Regions from separate parts of the Mus musculus genome. Here regions 1 and 2 are each linked to region 3. Evidence: chromatin loops called from intact Hi-C (ENCODE). Cell type or tissue: gastrocnemius. All regions are shown on one strand. Links, peaks and the distances in the headings refer to the core of each region. The heading gives the core; the rest is flanking DNA.

Region 1 (8,408 bases), core at 1,221-6,220, 170 kb before region 3:
AGAATCCACTGTGAGACAGCATGACTTGTTCTGCTGTGCAATCCTACGTGCGTGTTCATGTAATGATGCAAAGAAAAGGTCAGACTCTGATCATGACTGTCTACTTTGACATGGATGCTGCCATGAAATAAATCATTCCTGACAGCAACACAGGGGAACGGGAGAATGTTTAATTCCCGTGACTCGGCAGCTCCCGTCGCCAGTGAGGAAGTAACCCGTAGCCAGAAGTAAACACAACTCAAGTTGATCCAAGTGGCTTCAAAACAACCCTCAGACTGACAGCCAGACTTGCAAGTCTTCTAACAGAAAACAATGCTTTCTATCCAAAAAGAGGAGACTTTGACAGGTTTGCTTCTGAGAATAGGAAGGAGTTGATGTATCTAATAAACCTGAGATCCTGAAAGGATTGACTTTTTCTGACAAAATTAAAGGAAGAAAGAGGCAACTAACTCTGTGGACCTGATTGGAACCTTAGAACATTATTTCACAAAAGTCATTCTTTTTGTTGTTGTTCTTGTTGTTTTTTGAGACAGGATTTCTCTGTATAGCCCTGGCTGTCCTGGAACTCACTCTGTAGACCAGGCTGGCCTCGAACTCAGAAATCCGCCTTCCTCTGCCTCCCAAGTGCTGGGATTAAAGGCGTGTGCCATCACTGCCCGGCCAAAAGTCATTCTTTTGAAAGACTCCAAAATAAAATTAAAAAAAAAACTTAACGCATTATCATCACCAATGATTTATAGGACCTAATAATAACTATAGAAATAAGCTATTTTTAATTAGACATGGAACATTGCCAAAAGAACTATACTGGCCTACAAGATAAATACTAATAAGATGTTAAATGTAAATCTTATAGAATATGATATCCAACCATAATGAAGTCATTCAAAAATAAAATGATAATATGATATATAAAACCCCAATTTTTGCTAATGAAATGTTATACTTCTATTTAATCTTCTAATGTAAGTCAAAGAAAAATTCAAAAATAAATGAAAAATGGCCTATAGAGCAAAATACTAGTGACAATACATCGAGTCAGAGCTTGGTATATAGTATATATGGTGGTGGTTAGTGAGCAACAGGGAAAGGGGCCTGAAAATCTATGATGTACATTTTCATCTGAAAAACTAGAAACAGAAAAATTAGTAGACACCAGTAGAATGAAACATTAGAGAGAAGAAATAGAAAAATCTACAATCAATACAAATAGTTTTTAATTCCAAACAATCACTAGAGACGTTGGTGGTATCCAAAGGATGAAAAGTCATTAAACAATGTCAATGAATTCAGGTTGGATAAAAGAGGCCACACCTGACTCAGTAGAAATGTAGAAAATCTCCAAATCAGTTATCAAATGAAGAAAATCCCAGGGATGGGGCTGTAAAAAGGGTTGGACAGGACAATGCCTGCCCTGCAAACGTGAGGGACTGTCTTCAAACCCCCAGCACTTTTAGGCAAGAGCTGAGCACGGTGGAGAATGGCAAGCGCTCCCTGGATGCACTGGCCAGAGAGATTAGTGCGCTCAAGGCTCAGGAGTAGATCCTGTCTTAGAAATGAGATAAAGAGTCATTGCAAAAGCACCCAGAGTCATCCTAAGGCCTCCCCACATGTGCTCTCTCACATACACACCACCTGCACGGGCATGCACATGAACACACCTCCGTATAAACATGTAATACACCACATGGACACACGTCACAAAAATAAAGTATCTTTTTAAATTGAAGCAAATATGTGAGGGAAAGTAATATAGTGTAAATTCTGTCATCTGGGAGAAGGAAGGATTCTCCTGTCGATGGCGAGTCCACTATCCTGATCCAGAACCAGACAAAGGCAGTTTCAAGAAGAACAACATGGACCCACACCTATTACAGACAGCCAAGACACTAGGCTACTATCAAATGGAGAGCAGTGGGCAAAGGGAGCTGGTTTAGGACCAGTGTGGTTTATCCTGGAAATGCAAGGTGGGCTTAGCAGATGCTTTGATCCAGAGATCAATGGAATGCAAAATATTGACAAATACTATGACCGTGGTTGCAAAGATGTACTGGATAATATCCACCATCCATTCACGGTGTACATTCTTGGTAAGCTAAGCCAGTGAGTTCTCCTTCATCTATGAAAACATTCATGAAAACCTCTGCAGCTTGCACCACAGTAAATGAGGAAATGCCAAAGAATTTCAGAGCAAGGACTGAGATGTGTGCTTTCCCCTTGGGTGCAGCGTTCTTCCAGCAGTGTTAAACAGGCAGGAGAAATAAAATATCAACAAGGAGTAAAGACAGAAAGAAAATGGTCTCTAGAAACTTAAGGGGGACTCCTCTTTAATTCATACCAATCTCAATTAAGATTTTTTTGTTTTTGTAAAAATTTTGTAAAATCCACTGGGTGATTTTTTTTTCCAAAGATAAACATGCAAAGACTTTCTCAGTAGTCAATAAAACCAAAAAAGTGTTTCTGTCCTCAATAAGCCCATAGTTTAGACACTGAACTATCAAGATGGCGATGTGCCAAGGGAGCTGGAAGTTGGGCTGTTCACTGTACAACTATGGTTCAACTCAGCCCAAGAAGATTCTGAGTGATCAGATACCTGGACTTAACTGCCATGTAACAGAAAGGGCTTGTGTTTGGGGAAAAACTGACAAAGGAAAACAAACACTGTCCTTTAGAGTTCATTGAGTTTTCTTATATAATATTCAAGAAACTGTAAATATTCTGAGGAATCAGGGAAACCTGACTCCTGTTGAAGAGAACGCACATTAGTGAGAAGCAGGCCTATGTATGACCTTGGCTTTAGAATCAGCAGGAAAGACCTGGCTGGGCCTTGTCTTAGGGTTTTATTGTTGCGATGAAACACCATGACCAAAAAGCAAGTTGAGCAGGAAAGTGTTTATTTGGCTTACATTTCCAGATCACAATCCATCATAAGAGGAAGTCAAGACAGGAACTCAAACAGGGTAGGGGCCTTGAGACAGGAGCTGATGTAGAGACCACTGAGGGTGCTGCTTACTGGCTTGCTCACCATGGCTTGCTCAGCCTGCTGTCTTACAGAACCCAGGGCCATCAGCCCAGGGATGGCCCCACCCACAATGGGATGGGCCCTCCCCCACTGATCACTACCTAAGAAAATGTCCTATGGCTGGATCTCATGGAGGCATTTCCTCTACTGAGGCTCTTTGCATGGTGATGACTCTAGTTTGTGTCAGGATGACACACAAAACCCAACCAGTACAATGTTGATCTTCTGTGCAACTCTACTGGCAGAAAACAAGTAGAAATTAATTCCTGGACTCTCCCTTAATTAGAGATAAAAATCTAAATAGAGGTGTACACTGTCCAGGCAAACACTGGTGTTTATGTGGTCAATGATCTGAGGAACATTAAAGGGTTGAAATGGAGTGGGGGATCCTTGCACTGACAGCCTGAGGATCTCTGCTTCAGACTTCTCTGAACTTCTACCTTAACTGGCTCTCAGCACAAGCAAAGACTTTTGGACACAAGAGGGCAGAGTCTCTGCCTTGGACTTTAAGGTTTAGAATATTAGCAGCCCACTGATGGGACAGACTGTAGTGTAAGCTTAAAGAGTCAGGAAAAATATCTCTGAAATTGCTAGCTAGATTTTGATTGGTTCAAATAAAGGACCCCGAGGGAGGCTTCTAGTTAGTGGTATTACTGAAGTCCCAAAGTAGTGTGGGGGCTCTGAGCCAATTTGGATCATGTACAAGATGTGTAAGCCAGGGAAACCAGTCAGGAATGAAAAAACATAGCATACACCACAAAAAAAAAAAAAAAAAAAAAAAAAAAAAAAAAAAAAAAAAAAAAAAAAAAAGCAAAGAAGCGAAACGTGTTGCTTCTGCAAACCAACCAAAGCTTAGCCTATGAAGCGAATAGAGCCCTGGTGTGTTGCAGTCCGGACCACAGGAAATGAGAAGGCAGCTATCTGGAGTTTTACAGTGCAGCTCCCAGGGCGTATTTATTTTACTGGATTTAAACCTCCTCCAATTAAAGGAGTCTTTAGCGAACAGAACTATGTCATCATTCCCGTGACTGCTGAAGTATCTTCCTGTAGTCTCTTGTGTCTGCTTTGGAATGCCTGCAATTGTCTAACTTCAGGGACTTTGAAAGTTCAATGTAATAGAATTGTTTTCAAAAATTGCAGATGTCAATATAAACACGGACTTGCCTCCTCTAACACTGCTCATGCACATTGCATGTCAAGGCATCCCTCCCTCCCTCCTAGGCTGTCTCTTTCAACTCCCTTTTCAGGAGCCTTGAATCATCAGGCTTTCAAACATTAGGATCTGTCTGGGCAATTTAAATAAGGGAACTTAATCTTAGCCTGACGTGGTCATTGAGAAGAAGAAATGAGAGAATCCCAAGACGTAGGAACCAGCTTCTTGATTCTTTTTTAGAGTTTTTGTTTATAGCCCAGGTGGAATTTGATTTGAATAGTCCGAAGGGTCCTCCTCAAACCCAAGGGAGGGTAAACCTTAAATTTGTGTACTGCAGAATCTATTCCAACTCAGACACTATGATTCACCCTTTGTAGATCCTGGTAATGACTCATGGCCCTGTTTATTTATAGAGTCCCTCCATCAGCTGTTCAGGACCCAAGAAATGCAAGTCTCCTAGACTTTACAACCCTGTCACATGAGCTTTCTTTCTCTGTATGAAACAGACATCACAGAATAAGTTTCTAGGTTCCCAATTCACAGTGCCTACCGAGAGAAACTGCAGTATGACCTCTAGATGGATGCATATGAACATATGGGGTTAGTATTGGCTTTGCTGATAATGTTGCTTAGTATAAGACATAATAATAAATTCTCCCTAGCTGAGAAATAGAAGTGACATAGAGGATTCTTTTCATCTGACTGGAGTGGAAGGCTCCAGAAGAGCAGAAACCTGTCTCTGTTGTGCGCTCTGCCCCATCCCACAACTATTATGATGACATGAAGTATCTAGCCATGATAACATGTGCATAGTAACATAGCAATAGAAAAGAACGATTAGATCGGTTGACCTGAGATACTTGAGGTCAGATTTAGTGTAGTTTAGTGACCTGTTTGGCTAATTCTGTTCTAAGCACAGTCCTAGGAACAGAAGGAACTTTTTGGCTTCTAATACAAAGATGGGGTTAGTTCTATGATGTAAATGTGTGTTGAATTTTCATGTATATGTGTGTGTTTTTGAATGCATAATTCATATACATGCATGCATACATACATTTGTATACACACATACATAAAAAACTTGAGATTTCTCCAAAATGTGTATGGATGTGTGTGTTAGAAAAAGAGATGGGGGTAGAGAGGGGAAGAGAGAAAAAGGGAGGAATGGAAGAAGAGATGGAGATAACATGCTTCTACATGCTAATAAAGCAACTTGGTCAGCTCATGTCAGGACTGGCTCTCATAACCTGACACAGCCCACACCTAGGAAAACATCAGTAACAGAAGCAGGTCACACCTTAAGCCAACACATTTCTGAATAGGGTCTGGATGTTCTTGCCACAGTTATGGCCCTGAGACAGGACCTCTGCTCCAAGACATGACACATCTCCGTCACTTAGTGCCTGTGTTCTGGTGGACAGGCTGCCCCAGGGGAGGCCTTCACAAGCTCATTTCTCCGAACATGGTGAGAACTGAGTGATCTGTGCTAATGAGGAGCCACAGGAGGAAGCCCTCATGATCTTTACTGAGAAATAGGCTTCTGTGCACACTGTGGAGAGCTACACTAGTTTCCAGCACATTGACAATGATCCCCAAGGCCAATATGAATGCTCACAGTGTGGGGCTCATTTACAGAGAAATCTCAGTCCCTGGAGCCAAAACAGATACAGATAAATGCAGGAAAGGAAAGTGATACCTTTTAGGGCTCACAACTAAACATCTTTCTCACACTTGAAACCTGGAAATCTCTCTCTCTCTCTCTCTCTCTCTCTCTCTCTCTCTCTCTCTCTCTCTCTCTCTCTCTCTCTTTCTCTCTCTCTCTCTCTCCCCTTCCTCTCTCTTACCTTTGACTCCAACAAATTATTCAGATAAAACGTGAGTCCTCCAATTCCACCTCTAAGAACCATGAGCAAATACTTTAAACCAATGGGAGCGTGTCTAAATCTGGGTTTTCAAAAGAGTCCCTTCATTGGAAAACAAAGAAAAGAACAAAACTCCCCCCCAGATCCTTCAAGCATTATTCATATGGAGCAGGAGTCAAATTTCTATAAGATCGGTTACAAACCGTGGTTAATGAAGCAGGAAATTATTTTCCACTAGCAAGTTGTGGGGTGAAGCGAGAAGGCCACAATCAAAACATTCAATGCCATCAATTATACTGAGGAATACATCAACTCTTTCTCTACTGAGACTCTCAGCCAGGAGTCCAGACGTTATGTGGGATAAACATTTTTTTGTATTAGAGTGTTTTAACAAAGAAGAACAAAGCATCAGTGTAGTGAACAAAATGAAGATAGTTACCTATTAAACTAATTTAATTTCTGATTATGATGGCACAAGCTATGGTCTTCCACAAAAAATATCATACTTCATTTCACGCTGAGTGTTGGGTTAAAATTAAGCACTGTTAACTCTAAACTGAGCATTAAACATCACCTCTGTCATTTACCAATCATGGGATCTTAGGATCAAATCTGAAGTTGATAAGTAGATCAAATATATTTAACGTGGGGATTAAACATGCACCGGAAATAAATAAGCGTCCCCTCAGTGGCACATTTAGTTTAGTGGAGTATCTATTTAATAAGTGAAAATCACTTCTTCAGTGTTGACAGCACACACCTGCTCTGTCTGAAAACATGCTAAGGAAAACCATACTCTTAACAAGAAGCCCAGTTCATCTCCGGGAAACTCACAGCATCAGAAAAACTTGTATCCGTAGTTTTCTCTGAACTTCCATTCTAGAAGAAAACGGCCTCTTTGACAGAAGTAAAACTAAATCTTCCGTCCCGAAATAGCCTTTTTAAAATCAGGAAGTCAGACTCACATGTCATTCCCCTGTCCCCTTGGGCACCTCCCCTTCTCTCAGTGTTCTCAGGCCATTGCAAGCTTCTTCAGCTATCGGGGTAATCTGTAGGTGGATAGTTTATATAGATGCACAGTTAAAATCCCCAGAATGGCAAAGTCTTGGCGCTTTTTCCTCCAGCCTGTCATTTGGAGTTTGCCTGAGTAGTTCTTTTACTGGACAGTCTCAGCTTTGGCTGGAACTGGGCCATGGAAACTCCCACACCTGTGTCCATGTGGATGCTGCAGAACTCTCTTTCTAAGACATCGCTACCTGTGTGTTTGACATTTGGCACCTAAATGGATAGCTTTAATGCCTTCCTCCAAAAGCCATGGCGTGGGATTGAACCATCTATCCTGCTACCCCATTGTCCTCTTCTTTATTGCTACACCCCATGACCTTATTCACTGTGTCATCCATCTTGCAGTATAAAGGAGATGAGTGAGCCAGCTTCAGGACAAGTCTTGAAGGCAGCAAGTCTGCCACCAGATTTGTTTCTTTCGAGAGAAGGCACTGAAGTAACTTAAGTTCTGGCCCTCAGTCCATATTGTAATGTTGTAGCTTTTTCTCTTTAAAAGGTCTGTAGTGTGCATGTATACACACACACACACACACACACACACACACACACACACACACACACACACACACACACAGAGAGAGAGAGAGAGAGAGAGAGAGAGAGAGAGAGTTAAACTATATTAGAATGCTTGCCTTCACTCTCCTTTTCTGGCACTGCCAGCATTTGGCATGCTTTCTCCTTAGGGGACTTAGGCTGCAGTGTCCTGATCATTGTCCTCTATTAATTTAAACTTAACCAATAAAACAGAAATTCATAAGAAATCCAGTGGTAGACAATGTATTGTGTCATACTGTGTCACTGACAATGTAAGAAGAGGAAATTTTCACAAGGACCCACTTGTTCCTAGATGAATAGCTACAGGAACTCAATGCCTGAAGAGAGAAAGAACAGATTTTCTCCAGGAACAAGCTCTCTCAAGGTTATCCAAGCCCAGGTGGTCAGTTCTAAACACACGTATATGCTAGCAACCCTATATGGATTCAATAAGTCACATACATAACACACACACACACACACACAAATACAGGCCAATAATAATTACAAAGAGGTCTTGATGTTCAGAGTCGGAGGGTAAAATGAAAAGGTGGAGTGATGTGAATACAATGGTTGAACATAAAATTCTCAAAACCCTAACATTTTAAATAAAAAAGAAACAATAATGAAGTTTTCTTAAGTAAAGCTGATGATAAAGGATGCACAAGGAAGGCATCCCATTGATACAAACTGGGAGACGAGAATGTGAGTTTAAGTTCATGACCACTACCTTGAAAAAGTTAATGGGTGTGTGCATAGAAATAACTTCTCA
Region 2 (8,408 bases), core at 1,902-6,901, 110 kb before region 3:
GCAAATGTCTCTCTCTCTCCCTCTCTCTCTCTCTCTCTCCCTCCCTCCCTCTTCACTTCACTCCCTCCCTCCCTCTCTCTCTTCCTCCTGCTCCTCCTCCTCCTCCTTCTCTTCTTCCACCTCCACCTCTACTTCCTCCTCCCCCTTATGTGAATTTTTAAAAACCACATTTTTAAATTATGTATTTAAAAGCCCTCTTAACGCAACAAATATGAACATCATTACTCTGATACCAACTAAAAAAAATCCTTTAACACTTAAAAGAAGTTTATATGATGCAAACAAAAATGTAAAGGAAATATTAAATTGTAATTTGATAAATTTATTTATATTCATGCAAGTATTACTGTACAACACATTGACTCAAATATGTATACATAAAGACTCTGGTATTTTCAAATTTTGTGCTCTTGATGTATTAAAATGGCTATTTAAAAATTCTAAAAATGTAGAATGATTCCTTAGATTTAAATTTATACCACACAGAAAGCATATACTTACAGTGTGATACATTTTAACCTATTTTCTGCAATATTATACAATGTTCTCATTTTTTTAGAATCTATTCTAGGTTAATTTTCATTAAATTTTTTCTTGCATGTCTTGCATGTTATTTTAAAATAAACCCTTTCTCACGAAGTACTAATCTAAAAAGGAAATTCATTTGGCAGAACTAATAAAACACAGATGATAGTATAATACACACTCTAAAAACCACAGATATCGTGTTTTCTGTTTGCATTGTTTTTCTATCAAACTAAGGTAACAATTTTAACTATTTGCCAGCAAAGAGCATAAACAATTCCACAAAGCACACACATATCACACATACAACTAGGGCACCAGAAGAGAGAGCACCTTTAACTGTATAACTTTAAGTAATATTTAATTAGCTTACTACAAAAATCGTTACAAGTAGAAGTTACTTTGATTAATGAAGTAGTACTCTGTTACTGTCAAAGTTTTTCTCACTCTAAATATTTGTCAATTCTAAATACGTGGGTAGAGACTCTCTTCTGACTGGACAACACACCCACACAGCCGAATGACTGATTGGGTCTAACTCTTGTGAAGGTCCCATTCCAGAGAAACCTAATAAATAATTGAGATACACTTACAATAGTCTCCTTTTTGACCTCAGTTAAAACAGCTTTCTGAGATATGGGTTGAAGCGCAATTTATCTGTTTCTCACCGTGTACACTCCTGACGTCACCTGGCTTTTGTATTTCTTCAACAGCCAAATTCCCCTTAAAATCGTCTTGCACCGTTTCCCTAGAGGTTTCCCTAGAGTAAATGGTGTGGCTACCCCTGGACTCATACAGAGGACCCTTTCCTTTCTGTGTGGTGGCCCTTTCCTCCAGAGTTATGCTGTTTAATTTTTAAAGATTCCCAGAACACTTACAAAGAAAGGTGGGGGGGACGGTAGAGAGAAAAATCAAAATAGAGACAAAAGGAACGCTAGTCTCACTCTTCCCTGCCCTTTGCGAACTTATAACTAAAGAAGTTACGACACAAAGTAATGTATACACCTATTGGTATTTGCTCTTGGGAGTCATTTTGATAAGCATATTTCAGTAGTTTAGTAAATGTTGATTACAAGATGAAAATCAACATAATGGCAGTCTTTTAGAAAATAGTAACTCCAGTTCAGAGAGGAGCGGGAGACAGCGGATGATCAGCGTCAGCAGTTCAGTGGGTCTCGCTGAGGACCATGTGAGAAAGCTCACTCACTGGACTAATTTATTCTCCCTTTCACCCCCAAGGTCCCTAAACTCTTTAACTTTGGCAGTAAAGCAGTTTTCACAGATACTTAGAACCAGGGAACATTTTCTCCTCTTGTACTGTTTTACAGTGTGTGTGTCTGTGAATGAGTATGTGTGTGCATGAGTGTGTGGGTGTCTGTGTATGTGTGTGTGTATGTGTGTGTCTGTTTGTGAGTATGTGGGTGTCTGTGTATATTTGTGTGTCTGCGTGTGTGTGTGAGTCTGTGTGGGTAAGTGTGTGGGTGTTTGTGTCTGCATGTGTGTCTGTGTGTGTATGTGCATATGTCTGTGTGCGTGTGTGTGTACAGAAGGAATAAACAAGTTCACCAACAGCCCACCTTCCTTAGTCGTCCTCAGACAGACCTTTGCTGCTCTCATCATGCTAACTCCTTAGCGCCATACCTTTTATACAGCAAACAGCAGTTTATGTTCTCTTCATCTTGTGGCCTACAAACCTAAGGATGTGTTTAAGTGACTTAAGACAAAGCATTTCAAAAGTTTCTACATCAAGATTTTAAATCAAAGTACACACTATCTGAAGTTTATTTCCAAATGGGGAGGGAGGGACCACAATAAAATCCTTTAAGACCTTAGAAGTTAAACTTGTTCTTATAATGTGGTTTCAGAAAAATACCCCAAATAAAATATCACAAATGAAAGGGCATCTCTTCTCTTAAACCTTATAAAGTGCTAATTATTAAGACAAACACAGCTCAGATCTCATGAAAGGAAAAACTCTCCTCAAGATTCCCAAACAATTTACCTAGAAAATAAAGTCTTCAATTTGAGTGACAGGGGATAGATTTTCCAATCTTGTAACCCGCAACTGTTAAGGAAAGTCTTAACTTGTCTGTTACGGTTGCACAGCGATGGTATAACCTCTTACCAATTATCACCTTACCTACTGTTCTCCCACCACGAAAGTAATTAGAGTTTTTAGAGTAAACAAAGACAAATTCTATTTTTTACTTTAAGTATGGACAGATTAAGAATTTTATCAAGTAGACTTTCTTGCCCAATTTTTAGACATATTTATTCTATCATGTTTACTCTAAACATATTCATCTTAATTTAAAAAAAAATCTGCTCTGAAACGGAAGTGCCACATGGTAAATGCAGGTCTAGCTGTGCCACATCTAACAGCATGGATAAGGCTTCTGTCAAAAGCTAACTATAACTTACCTCGAGCTCCAAACACCTGAAACAGATTCCAGTTGTATTTTGGAAGTGAGTTTTTTTGCATGTGTGTGTGTGAAGTTCAACAGGCAATAAATTCCATTCTGCAGTGTCAGGAAAATGAAGGCCGGTCCCAGAATTACAGAACACTGAGTTTATGGTCCCTAGTCTACATTCAGGTAGCCTTAAAAATATTTTACTCGGGCGCGAACCCTCTGGCTCCCTGAGCAGTGCCTCAATGTAGGTTAGCTAGACAGAGGCCTGGGGACGGCACAGGCTTGGCTCTGGACGCTGGCTTTCCGCACCCTTCTGTGTTATAGTAAGATGACTTGCTGGCTGAGGCTGACGCTGTCCCAGCTCCCAGAGCCCTGCAAGATCTGAGGAGCAGCATTTATCTGAAGGTACTTTGACAGAGCCACACGGCTTGGTGAAGTCCCGGGGCTGTCTACCTGCTGTCATAGGACACACTCAGAGCCAATTGTTGCCGTGTCTCACAAGATTAAAATCTTGTATTAGGTTTTCCAAACAGCAGATTTCGCTTGAAATTTCTCTTAAAGCAACATAGTTTGTGGCAAGGTAACCTCAGTTAGGGTGACACTTTTTGTAGTTTCCAACCCACACTTTCATTTGTGCTTGTTTTTGAAAGGAGGACAGATCTTGTAAGATTTCAGTTTCGTTATTCTCTCCGGTTCTTACACACAAAATGTTCTTTCCCCTTTAGTACACAAGGCACAAAATGGGAAATTAATTACATTCTTATTTAACTCACTTTTATTGCATGTTCATTAGAGGCAGAAGAAAGTCATGAAATTAGGATTACATGTAAAGGGTCATCCTTCTATGTAAGGTTTTTCTAAGATAAAACTTGTTTATTTTTACAAATGAGAAAGCATGCATTAAGTTCGAGTGGAACACAAACTGAACAGGAATAGCTGAATTCTAGACAAGTTCATTATTGAACATTAGTCTTCCCTTTTTCCTTAAGAGTTTGCCAGACCATTATTTTCTTTGCAGAAAGTAACATGTCTAAAAATGTATCTAACTGGCCAGGTGGTGGTGGCCCATGCCTTTCATCTGAGTACTTAGGAGGCAAAGGCAGGTGGATTTCTGAGTTCGAGGCCAGCCCGGTCTACAAAGTGAGTTCCAGGACAGCCAGGGTTATACAGAGAACCCCTGTCTGGAAAAACCAAAAAAAAAAAAAAAAAAAAAAAAAATGAGAAAAGTATCTAAACTTTTTATATTAATTCATATCTCAAATTCTTCATAAATTTCAGACCGGCATTTATAGCCATTGCGGGAATTACTGCCTCTAATTTGTTCATGCAATCCTCAGATAACTGATTTTCCTCTTGGGGTTTTGTTTTTGTTTTTTTCTTTTGCTTGATCTTTTCATCTAGGGCCAAATGATTTCATGGCCTGCAGGAGGGGAGTAAATGGCTCATTTGAATAAACTGCAGCCTGGCATCACTTTTAGAGATTCTCACTTTACAGGGAGGAGCTGATAAAGGTGTTTCCCTATTTTTAACCCTGGACCTTGGAGACAGAAACCCCAGAACTTCAGCAACCGAAGTTGTCGCTGTTTACCAACTAATGCCACTGCTGCGGCTTGCGGCTTCTGCGGTAGCTGCAGAGATGGGAATGCGAAGGGAACACCTTTGCACCTTACACCTGTAGCTGGCACTAGCCTCCAGACTTGTGTCATGGTAACGCTTAAATGATGGAGAGCTGTCCTACTCTATTCAAGTTCATGAAGTGTCTGTTCTGTGGGAGTACCAGAGAGCCTACATAGACCAGAAAAGGTCTTCCTTCTTAGTCTATTTGGGATCACTAAAAACAATGTCTGGTATCCAAATCTTCTCAAGGAATTACATTTTTAAGTATGAGAAAACATGCTTTTGAGACATCTATTTTCCTAAGAGATTACAAGGCACTCACTATTTACTGTATTTATGCATGCTTGATTGCAACAGTATTCACTGGAGCAAAATATTTGTTTGTTGCTGGTACAATAGGGACTCACTCAAACATGCCTAAAGCTCTAAGGGGGATAAAGTCAGCTCTCTGTGTATTAAGGAAGCATGGGTGGTTTGTCATTTTTTTTTTCTTAATCACATGCAAGTGGACTCAAAACCTTTAGGAAAACAGGTGTAAAAATGAGTCTGTGTCGGGTTGTCTTCTTAAGTACACACCACAGCAAACTTTCTGATCAGAAATGAAATCTCATTTGTTTGCACCATGGCTTATCAAAGTGAGTGCTATGCTGTAACAGCCAAGAAAGAAAATGGCCATCAATTTTGGATAACACTTTGTGAAGAGCATGTATTGCAACACCACTCTCCATTAACACAGTAGCGAGAGCATAGGCATGGGCAGAAACCAAAACATGACATCCTCTCCAAGTGTTAGTCTGCCTCCTACGAAATGGTAGTTCTCATCAAGACCACTAATGGGAGCCTATTTAGTTTTCCAACATAAACATAGATTATTGAAGATCTCATCTACCAAATGTTTCATTTAACAATATCTTTTATATTATCTTATATTTAAAATTACATCTAGTTCTCAAGCAATGCTGATAATTATAATGAGATTGTAGGGACAAGCGTAGCCCCAATTAAAAAAAAAAGAAGTTTTTGGTAAAAAAAAATGCTTATTTTCAATTATATTTTATAGTATGAAACTGCTGTGCTGATCTCACAAAATTATATAGCCCTTCAGATTCTATCTGCCAATAACTCAAGTCCTGTCTTCGAGGGTGAAGGTTTGCCCCACATTAGATAAGAGTAAAACTATTACAAACTGCTGACAGCTGGTATGCTACACAGTAGTGACTTGCATGCTATGAATGCCACCCTGGCATTTGTCAAATACACAACTTTCCTTCACAGGAATATGCAGAGTAGAGTTAAGGCTAATCATGGCACCTGTTAAGTTTGAACAAAGCCTTAACAACTTTTGCTTTGAATTAATAAACAAATGATTCTTTGCTGCTGTTTCCTGGCCTGCCTCCTTTACTATCCCCTATGCTGCTCAGCATCCATGACTTGCAGGAAACTGTTTTCCCCACTTTGTGCCACCCCCTTTTTGCATTAAGATATTTTGTAGCATTTCACAATTAACTATGAGATGCATTCCTAGATAATTCTAAGAAAAGATACTTGAAGCTGAGAGATTAAGGTAGAATTGCCATGCAAAAACAAAAGGGAAAAGCATAGTCACGTAATTTTGACAACAATTACAAAAGGATGACAGAGAGAACATGGCTGAAACTTGAACCAAGTACAATACTGTCCCTAATTGCTAGCTGTGCAATGGTCATGTATATAAAAAACTAAATAGAAACCACAGCGATGCTGTTTTCCTCAGGCAGGTGTTGATGTGGTGTTTACTTGATATAAACTCAAGACATGGGAACTTATATATAAGCCGAGAGCTACCACTATGCCACTATGTAACAAACGGCATATGGTATCAATGCCATGATATATTTGCTGTTTGCTTAATCTCCTTTACATTTTAAGACTGACACACTCAACGAATATTAGGAAAACAAGTGATAATTTCAAAGAATGGGAAAGGTTAGAGAGGGGTGGGATTATTGACAACAACTTAAGTGCTCCAAATCATTGAAATGTCATACTTGTCTAGATAATTATCTTACATATTCAATATTGTGTCTACAAATTGAAGACTCCACGATTTTTATAACTGCCAGAGACCTGCCCTCTCACATCTCCCTGTTTAATTCCTATCTGTACATCAATAATCAGTTTCAGTGCCTGGCCTGTGTTGTTTCTCTTCAGGACCTAGTTGTACCTACTGGACCTAGTTGTACTGTACAATCTTTCCCACACATATAAAGTCCACAATCAGAGTTACTGAGTTCTCTCTACAACTCTTACATATAATTGCACCTTCAGAATTAGTGACTGCGACCTTCAAACTCTGTCTCAAATATGCTCACCTCTCTCCATTTCCTCAGCTATCAAGTGGTCAAAGCCTCTTTTTGCTTGTATTACTACAGTAAGCACCTGAGCTACCTTGTTTTAACTGTGTTTTCACAGCTATTATGATTCTCTATTTGGTATCTAGTCACCATGAGGCCAACTGTATTAACGATATTCTTATTTTCTACATTCTGATGTTCTTGTATTGGTGATCTTCATGACTGAGTAGGGACAACCCTTCTCAAGACTAGTGAATCTTTAAAGACAAGACAGTACAAGGAAGCCTTCTGTTTGCCTAGAAACTAACAAATCACAACAGTAGGACAAATCATGACAGTATGCACTCAACCACCTCCTTGATTTGCCTGCTTTAATTATATTTTCTGCAACTGTGGCAGAAAGCCTCTAACAGAGCAGCTTAAAAGAGGAAGAACTGGTTTGACTCATGGGTTTTGAAGTTTTGGCCAACCAAGAGCTAGAATATCTTTCTTTAGTTTTTCTTCTTCTCAGATATTTGTTTATGGCAGTGAGAGTCATAACTAATACACAGATCATAGAGATACTTGGTGATAACTTTACTCAACTACATGAGTATTCCTACACTCTAGGACAATTCAATGTAACAAGAAAATTAAAATGGCTAACCCAGAATAAATCTGACAGTTGCTCTCTCCCTCTTGTAATCAAGTGGCTCTCTAGAAACCTCAGCCCCTCTCCTATTCATTGTTCTCATAACCCAGAATGGAATGTGGACAAAGAAGGACCAATAGCATCATATTTAATACACAAGACATATTTACTTCCTGTTTTTTAACCATCACCTATACCATATTTATTTAACATATACTCAGCCATTCAAATTTTATGCTCATAAAATATACTTTACTTTTTGATTTGGCAGTAGGCTTGGGGATCAATCTAAAGACTAATGTTTTCAAGCCATGCTATGCTCCATATTTTATCAACAAGATCACAAGTATTGACATCATCTAGTTCATCTGGAAACCTCTTTATTCATGAGCCATGTGGTGGTTTGAATATGGTCGGCCCAGGGAGAGACACTATTAGTTGGTGTGGCCTTGTTGGAGGAAATGTGTCACTGTGGGGGTGGGTGTTGAGAGACCCTCCTCCTAGCTTCCTGGAAATCAGTTTGCTCCTGTTTGCCTTTGGAATGAGATGTAGAACTCTCAGGTCTTTCAGCATCCTGCCTGCCTGAATGCAGCCATGTTTTCCACCATGATGTTAATGGACTGAACCTTAGAACCAGCAATACAGCCCCAATTAAATGCTGTCCTTTATAAGAGTTGCCGTGGTCATGGTGTCTCTTTACAGCAGTAAAACCCTAGCTAAGATGAGCCAGAACCACTTGCAGGTAACACATTTAGTGGTCATTCTCTTCAGGTGATTGGAGTTTGGATTTCTGGGAAATATAATTTTTATGGAACCTGCTCTCCTTGAGGGATGTTGCTGCTCTAAAGAAATGACAATATCTTACTTTTTCCCTGTTTCATCAATGGAGTG
Region 3 (8,408 bases), core at 2,004-7,003:
AGCACCTTTCAATGACAGAAAAGGTTCCCGGAGACTTAGAAGTGACTCTTTGAAACTGTCTTAAATGTCCCTATAAATGTAGGCTTGGCGACCCAAAAGGGTTCTGTTTTTGCTGTGTTTTGTTTTGTTTTTGTTTGTTTGTTATCGGCTTCATCTCTAAGGATAGTGGTACATTCAAAAAAAAATTGCATCCTTTTACAGCAAACACATGGGGAGAGCAAGAAAAGTCCCCAGGAAGTGCAGAGGAAAGTGACTAGAGCACACGCTGATGTACTGTGTGTGCCACAGCACTATTAAGTGACAGTAGTGTTTACAAAATCTTCAGACCTCTTAAAGCCAGCAAAGTGGCTTGTGACACTTTTGAATATGGGGCTCTTGTTTATTTTCTCCCACTCAAGTTCAGGCTAAGTGACGCCAGGCTTGGCTCCATGCACAATTTAATGAATATTCAGTTCGTCTCACTCAGACACACCAAGCTGTGAAATGTAGCATTAAACATGGTAACACTTAAAGACATCCTTGCACCTAACCCATCCGGAGGAGGACAAATGCCTGAGAGAGCATGTCCTTTCTAAGTTCACCAGGAAAATTCCATGAGAGGAGCAGGTACTCAGCACTGCCACCCCATTCTGGGTGGTGTTGATTTCTTTCACCCGGTAACCGTTGTAATAAAATCCCCCGACTGTACTTCTGAATACAATTAGTTTAAGATAGTCTACTGAGACACACAGTGTAAGAGTCGAGAGTATGGAAGGATAATGTCCATCCGAAAAAGAAACTGTCAGGGTTATATTCCCACTAAGATGATAACAAGGTGTTTCGTAAAGGTTTGCCCAGCTCCTCCATGACAGAATTCCATACTTTTGATAACAGACTTTTCTGTTTGTTTCTCAAATGAGTGATCTGAAATATTTACAACCAGACAGTACCTAATTTTAGGTTTTAAGTGCTTTAACAGCTCCGTGAAATATGATCAGCAGCTGCAGTACAGAACTATGGTGAATAAGCCCCCTGTAACAGGGGCCTGTTCTTACTGAACACTGAGTATTCTTAAGTTTACCCCATAGGAAAAAAATACAGGAGATAATGTAAAAACATCATAAATGCTCACATTCTTAAATTACTTAGCACTTTACTGAATCTCAAAAGGGATTATCTTTCTTCTTGAATTCTGCATGAAACCTGTGAGCTTCCGCTGCATGGAAGCTAACAAAGCTTAAGTTTGTTATCTAAAAGTTAGAACGTGCATGTTTTCCAGGGCGCTAGCTTCTCTATCAACAGCCATGGGGGTTTCTAGCATCTTACCCTTTCAAAGTTTCTACTCAATTTAACTTGGGTTCATCACATTTAATAAAGCCACATAAATGTATTTTTAGATATGGCATCAGCCACACAGAGCTTGCATCAGTGACGAAAAACATGAAACTGGACACTGTATTTCCTATGGGTGTGTAAAATTTATTTACACCACAAATCACAAGATAAATAAAAGAAAATTTAGAGATGGAGAATATGCTTTCTTTTTAACCCAGAGATATCGGCAAATCTTCAAAAATGAACTTCTCTACAAAGACTTTTTTTCCTTCCAGTTTCTAGAAAATGCCCAAATGTCCATGTTTGTGTTTCTTAATGAGAACAAAACTGTTCTTAAATAAATTTATTTTTTACACAAGTTGCAGTGTTTTGAAGTTTTTTTACTGGAATGTGCTAGCCAACGCTATGCTACTTATGAACACAGATACACAGTTTTGTTTTGGAAATGAGAAAATTGTAATATTCAATGAAATAAACATAAACAAAAGGGGAAAAACTGAATAGCCCTTCCACTTATAACTGTGAAATTCCCTTGGATGAGGTGGTCTTAAAACAGGAAGGCAGTGTGCTGTGTTCACGTTCGTCTATTTCACGAAGTCAGGGAGCAGCAGGCTTTTGAAAACCAGGTTCTTTTCAGACATACCCTTACTAGGAAGGACAAGGAATCACTCATTAGAATATGAGATTTCAAGCCAGTTCAGATGTTAATAGCGAAGATTTTGATGTCGGTTTGTTTTTAACATTCATGTGCGGACATTACAAAAATGTTTCCCTTTGGATTACTTACAGCCTTTAATAAGGTGGAATTGTTTTTACAGTTTTTATCTATGTTGGATATTATTGCAACTCACTCTGGCAGTCCTTCCACACAAAACAGTCTGTCTTACATTGCTATTGCTTTTTAAAAATTTCTTGGGATAATATATTTTTTTAAGTACAAATGTCTTTGAATGCAAATGTCTTAAAATGCACCATAAAGCATATCAAATTATTTTGTTTTAGAATTCTTTCCCTTCAGCCTCTGCTAAATTTTGTTTCTCAGGTATAAGTCTGACAAAAATATATGTTGTTTTTTTTAAAGTAAAATAAAAAGTAGGTACCGTTTCTACTTAAATATCAAACTTTATTGGGAAATTGTATCAAATACAAGTTTTGTCCTTAAAACTTAAAAAATTAAATTAAATTAAAAGAGAAGCACTCAGCAAACAAAAAAGCCACAGTCCACTTTCAGCGCTGTCAGTCACCCACGGGTAAATGAAACTTCAGAAGTTGTTGATGGGAGTCCGGGTTGCTAAACACTCCTAAAGACTCCCACCTAAGTCCCCCAGGAGCCTCGCTGAAACTGACAAACGCTCATAGGTGCAAAAAGGCGGCGCTAAGAGAAGAGCAACAAAATACCATATTCAAGAAGATGTATTTCGCTCCAACAATTACGTTGATCCCAGAGTGCGGAGCCAAAGGGGGTGAGGGAGAAAGAAAACTGTTAAGTGTGGGCTCTTAATGTGAAACCCAACCTGTTGGATCTCTTTAGGTATCAGATTTTGGAAGTGTCTGTAATGACAGCCAGGAAAGCAAATTAATGGCCAAGGGCCCACTGGGTTTGAACACGAGACTCCAGTTACCTTCTCACAGATCAAGTACACAACACACACGCACACGGAGGTGCCCCACGTGTAGCTGCGCAGAAACCAAAACACACGCCACGCGCTTGGTGAGCCGCCACCTAGGTTGTCCCCGCGCGGGGATGCGCGCCTTCCACGGGGGCCCTCGAGTTCAGGAGGCTCCCTGAATGGTCCCTGCGTTGTCCGGGAGAAAAGGAGAAGGCCACGCCGATCCCACCCAAACCGCAAACCCCGTTAGTCTCCCAGGAACTTGAAAGATGTGAGCTGAGGCGCTAACATCCCAAACAAGGGGACGGTGGCAAAAATCAAACTGCACTCCCTTAGTTTTGCCACCGCTCTGCCACCAGGCTCAGTCAAAACCTCCTTGTTTCTTTCAGAGAGATTGCGAATCTCGAATACAAAGAAAAAAGGAAAAGAATTTAGTGCTAATAGAAAAATAAAATGAAAAGTTTGGGGTTGCTGTGGCTTGCAAAACGAAACGGGCTCACACAGTCTGTCTCCCAGTCACAGATGACCAAGCTCTACAAGCGTTTAGAGTGCCAAGGCCACCCCAGATCCAGTGAGCTCTGAGAGAAACCTGCTCGCCCCAGCCTGGTCCTTGGCTTTGGAGAAGTTAGAATTGCTCCTCAGCATCCGCTCCTGGAGCCAATGAACGCGACTCCTCTGACAAGGCGCCTCTAATTTCACAGACCCTGGCACACTGCAAGAGACATTCGTCCACGCCACGTAAAAACCATTAAAGTGACCCCCCCCCCCTGTTTAGACTGCGACCGGTACCTGGAGACCAGGGCTTGGCCTCTGGGTACACGCGCTCCCGGCCTCACGCAAACCCAGGCGCCCACGGCTCTCCAAGGGACACTGAGTGAGGCAGCACCCTTACTCCACGTAGCAGGTCATCACAAAGTATTAAATGTCACCGGGTGGGAGTGGGAAGAGTCTGGTGTAAGCTTCCCGGGCGACAGGGAACAGGGTGCAGGCAGGTAGGATCCGCACCCGGGGACGACGCGAGACTCACTCAGGTCCTGTGGCGCTAGACAAGAGGGGTTACTGGGGACCAGGTCGTTGAGGGTCTTCCTGGGCGAGCGTACCACTGAGGTCCTAGGGACCCTGGCCATGGGACACTGCTGTTGGATCATCGGGGAGAACTCCGAGGCTCACACACTCTCCCTGCGCGCGACCTCCATCCCCAGATCCCCATTCACGCACTACAAAGTGTCTAGCTAGCACTTTCTAGGGGACAGTTTGGGGGAATCATCCAAATCTGGACACACCTCCCCCCTCCATTGGACTTCAAAAACCGGGTCGGATGAAGAGAGGACACTCACCTCTGGCGGCCCGGACCGCCTTGGACTCCCGAAGTTCAATTGTCTGTCCCAGCCAGTGATCTGCGGGTCCGATCTACGTATTTACTCGCTTTCCTTCCAGTGTCTAAGTTTTCCCTTCGCGCTGTGTCTCTGGTAAAAACAGGACATCCCTTTCGGCCACCCCCAACAAATAGCTTACACAAGTGGGGGAGAAACAGGGCGGGGTGGGGGAGCCGGCTGCGAGGGGGGGGGGGGGAGGACGAAAGGAGCCGAACCAAAGTCCGAGCAGCCGAGCGGCGTTAGCGAGCAGAAGAAAAGAGAAAGCGCGCGCGCGCCGGGTGGCCGGGCGTCCCTCCGCAGGTCCCCGCCGCTCAGTCCCCTCTCTAGGGCGCCGACCGGGAAAGGTTTGCGCGCAAGCCGGGAGCCGCCGGAGCGTGCGCCGCGCCGCGGGCAGCCTCTCCCTAGCGCGCGGAGCTGGAGCCTAGAGGCAGGAGGCGGGATGTGGGGGGGTTGGGGGGGGACGTCGCCGCCTGCGTCCTGGGGCTAGGGTGGCCGCTGGGGGCCTCCCGGCAGGCCGCCGGAAGAGCAGGAGATCTTGGCGGGCGCAGAAGCCCTCTCTTTTTATTCGATCTCTGGAAACTGCCTGTTATCATCGGCTTTTTTTTTCTTTTTTGAGGTCTCGCGTGGGGGGACCTCCGGGGCTCCCCGGCTCTGCGCGTCTCTGGTGGCGCCGCGGTAATCTCCGCGCCCTCTGCGCCGCCTCACCCCGCCCCCACCCCGCCTGGCGCTGGCCACCGAGGCCTTTAGACTGAAGGGACCAGCCCGCCACCGGGCTCCTCGGTCCCCCACCTGCTTCTGGGCGGCGGTCCCCTAACTACCCTGTGCGAGCTACAGGCCCTCAGTCGGACTCCTTGCCACTTACCCCAAGAGAGGAGGCAGAAGGGACTCTAGTCCACTTGCAACAAAGTTAAACGCCAACTGACACCAGCCCAAAGCTTGCTCTGGATTTAGGAAAGAGCTTTTTCCTGGAGATGGAAGCGATGAAGGAGTTAGCAGCGTGCAGACGGGCAGCACTGGGAAGTGCCTGGGCCCCTTCCAGGCCGGGCGCAGCTATAGGCGCCCCTCCCAGGCGCCCAAAGGTCAGACTGCAGTGACTTCCAAAGGCCAGTCAGAACTGCTCAGGGCACACTGCTGAAATGGCATTTTGAGCCTATGCCTTCTGTTGATGTCTTTTGTACCTACATTGGATTTCATATTTCACAGACAAATATAAATATCACACTCTTGGACCAAAGCAAAGACAATCCCCAAATATTACTCCCATATAACCCCACCTTTCCCTAAAGCCCATTGTCTCCATCAGTAACATCTGTCCTGATACTTTGATAATGTGTATCAACTCATTTTGAATTTATTGTCAGTTGCTGTACTGCTCACTTGTGGTTCACGCGTGTTTGTTTAATTAATTTCCTAATAGTTATTAAAGCTGTATAAAAGATAACCAAGGCCCAAAGAAATCAAAATAATTTTTCCCAAAGAAAATCAAGTCATCTCTAGCAACAACGCTGCCTTAGATATGGCCATAGGGATGAAAAAAAAAAAAAAACCACTCCACTTCGAAGAAAATCTAGTTTTAATATTTTTATCAACTAAATGATATTCTGGACTTTTTTCAGAAACAAATTTCATCCTTCACTTGAGCTTGGTTTTATGTTACTAACAGGAGCCCTGAACTCTAGTTTAAAAGGAAAATCCATGCTGAATATTTGTTTTTAATGAGCGGGGCATTGTCTACAATGATTAAGAGGAAATGGAAAAGATGCTGGGGCTTTAAATTTAAGCTGATAAAGGTAGTGTCTTCCCTCTGCTTGCTTATTGGCTGTTTCTCCCACAGATCAGTTTCAGGGAGCTTGAGCCAGGCCAGGCCTAACTTCCCCCTTTCTGGCTCTCTGAGTGGAAGGGTTTCTGGTGGTGCTTTGCAGCCTTGGGAGCATTACCCAGAGTGCATTCCTGCGATGGAGAGGAGCACCGGTTAGTATACACTCAAGGGACATCAGCAACAAGAAAACCTCAATTATTTTGTTGTCTCCAGTTCATAGTTCAAAGTGCTGTATTGTCGGTTGGTTGGATGTTTTTGTCCACGTGACAAAGCTGAGATTCGAATGAGTCTGTATACATCCCAATCTATATTTTTAGCCTCTGGGATGCTTTCAGTAGTTGTGGTTGTCAAAAAAAAAAAAAAAAAAAGCAGCCATTCTTTTCGATACAGCATGCATGCCAGTGGCTCAAATAAGAGACTATAACAGTTAATCTGTTGGTGTCAGACTCCTCCATGAATATAGCAACTAAGACTAGAGTAGCATTCTCCTCAAAAGTGAGCAAGCATCCATTTCCTTTTGGTACAAGACTTCATATTTTGACTTTATCTCTTAAAAGGATGGAAAGATTTTTTTCTTTTTCTTTTTCTCCCCCCCCCCCCCCCCAACAGGATTTCTCTGTATAGCCCTGGCTGTCCTGGAACTCACTCTGTAGACCAGTCTGACCTTGAACTCAGAAATCTACCTGCCTCTGCCTCCCAAGTGCTGGGGTTAAAGGTGTGAGCCACCACACCTGGCTAAAATTTAAATTTAAATAAAACTCGATGTTTTAATAAAAATTGGGGGAAACGAGGTGGTGTGTTTCCTAGCTTTCTTCTTTTTAAATTATTATTAAATTTATTTATTTGTTCACTTAACAACCCTCTCATAACCCTTGCATAAGTCCTCTCCCATTCCCCTTACAAGGAGAAGCCTGCCTTTGAGTGTCAGCACCCTACACATCTCCTCCTTGAACATCAAACTGCCAGGCACATCCTCTCCCACTGAGCCCAGACAAAGCTGTCCATTTAGGGATGCTGGATCTGCAGGCAGGCAGGTAGGCAACAAGCTCAGACAAAGGCCCTGCTCCAGTTGTGTTGGGGACACATGAAGACCCAGCTACTCATCCTTGCTGTCTTCCACAATAAACTTTTCAACATGGTGACCTTGCGATAAACGTTATTTTTCTCCCTCATAACTTCTTATACAGATATACAAATATATTCCTAAGAATATATTTGCAGTTACCTCCCAGAAGCCTCAGAATTATTAAATTATTATTAAAATACTAATTATTCAACTTCTTAGTTGATCTTCTAATAATGGCACTTCACCCTGCATATACTGCTTAGTTGCCATCAAGGAGTGAAATCAATTGACTTGTGTGCAGTTCACAACTGAGAGGTTGAACAGCAATCCCAAGTTTTAAGGTTACTGTTGCCAAGGCAAACAATGTATGTTGTTCATTCCACACAGCTATGTCTAGCATCTATTAACCTTATAATTATTGACATGTCACCTACATTGTGGTAGTAAGTATATATTTAAACACAACATGGCTGTAGGTATATGTCATTTTTAAATGCACTTTTATTATTAAGTTTATTTGAGAAGGAAACCTTTTTATTGCCACTATAAATGGAAGCCAAAGAAGAGAAGACAATCCTATAAATAAATTCATAATATAAAAATAGTATTTTTCCTATATCATCTATAATCATCTCACAGTGGTTTAAGAAACAATGATTTAAAGCTCCCAATCCCAGATTTCCCAACATATATTTTTAATCATTCTTTTTCAACTACTCTAGAGAAACGTTGAAGTAGGCCTAGGTAATTTCAGAATTTTTTATTTTGGAATTTTATGTGTTTACTGTGCATGTGTGTGTTATTGTGTATGTGTGTGTGGGAGCGAGTGTGTCAGTTTATGTGTTTACTGTGTATGTGTGTGTGGCAGCGAGCGTGTCAGTGTGAGGATTTTGGGGGGCGGGGGACATGTGGGGGTCAGTGTTCTTGTCCACTCAGTCAGACTGAGGCATGAACTTAGGTGCTCCAGGATTAACAGTAAGCACTTTTACCAGCTCGGCAAGTTATCTCAGACACTGCTCCTTAGTCTACTATTCATCTTCTTTCCTAAATTATACTTGGGGTCTCTAAAATTGGAGGGTCCTTTTAGAAGTGAATTGGTCCAGGGCTTTATGGCTATTTTACTGGGGTGGAGGAAATATAATTTATAAATATGTACTTAAAAAGGGAAGGCTCTCCTAGAGGCTCTTGGTCCTGTGAAGGTTCTATGCCCCAGTATAGGGAAA

Evidence for each region. Peaks named below come from ENCODE experiments on the same cell type or tissue, not always from the same donor. Only the 100,000 strongest peaks of a DNase experiment are listed, where the experiment ranks them.
Region 1: a loop joins it to region 3, with 5 times the contacts of the local background. A loop is called at or near these places in 3 of 42 quality-filtered maps.
Region 2: a loop joins it to region 3, with 4 times the contacts of the local background. A loop is called at or near these places in 3 of 42 quality-filtered maps.

What each region holds. Positions count from the first base shown.
Region 1 is chr10:23,173,240-23,181,647 of GRCm38, forward strand. All of the region lies in intron 3 of Eya4 (EYA transcriptional coactivator and phosphatase 4), which reads right to left. Among named protein-coding and RNA genes, the nearest start is that of Gm24655, 10 kb to the left of the region's middle. In gastrocnemius, for the core only: a CTCF peak has its summit at 3,506 (motif pointing right); DNase peaks (open chromatin) are centred at 2,515 and 3,694; H3K4me3 peaks cover 1,323 bases; H3K27ac peaks cover 3,411 bases.
Region 2 is chr10:23,233,884-23,242,291 of GRCm38, forward strand. The region is part of intron 2 of Eya4 (EYA transcriptional coactivator and phosphatase 4); the gene reads right to left. Among named protein-coding and RNA genes, the nearest start is that of Gm24655, 71 kb to the left of the region's middle. In gastrocnemius, for the core only: a CTCF peak has its summit at 4,525; no DNase peak of the experiment used is centred there; H3K4me3 peaks cover 905 bases; H3K27ac peaks cover 1,218 bases.
Region 3 is chr10:23,345,501-23,353,908 of GRCm38, forward strand. It overlaps Eya4 (EYA transcriptional coactivator and phosphatase 4), which reads right to left and starts at 4,390. Exons shown (of 19, transcript NM_001347372.1): 1 at 4,262-4,390. In gastrocnemius, for the core only: a CTCF peak has its summit at 4,812; DNase peaks (open chromatin) are centred at 3,028, 3,546, 3,799, 4,110 and 2 more places; H3K4me3 peaks cover 3,667 bases; H3K27ac peaks cover 4,201 bases.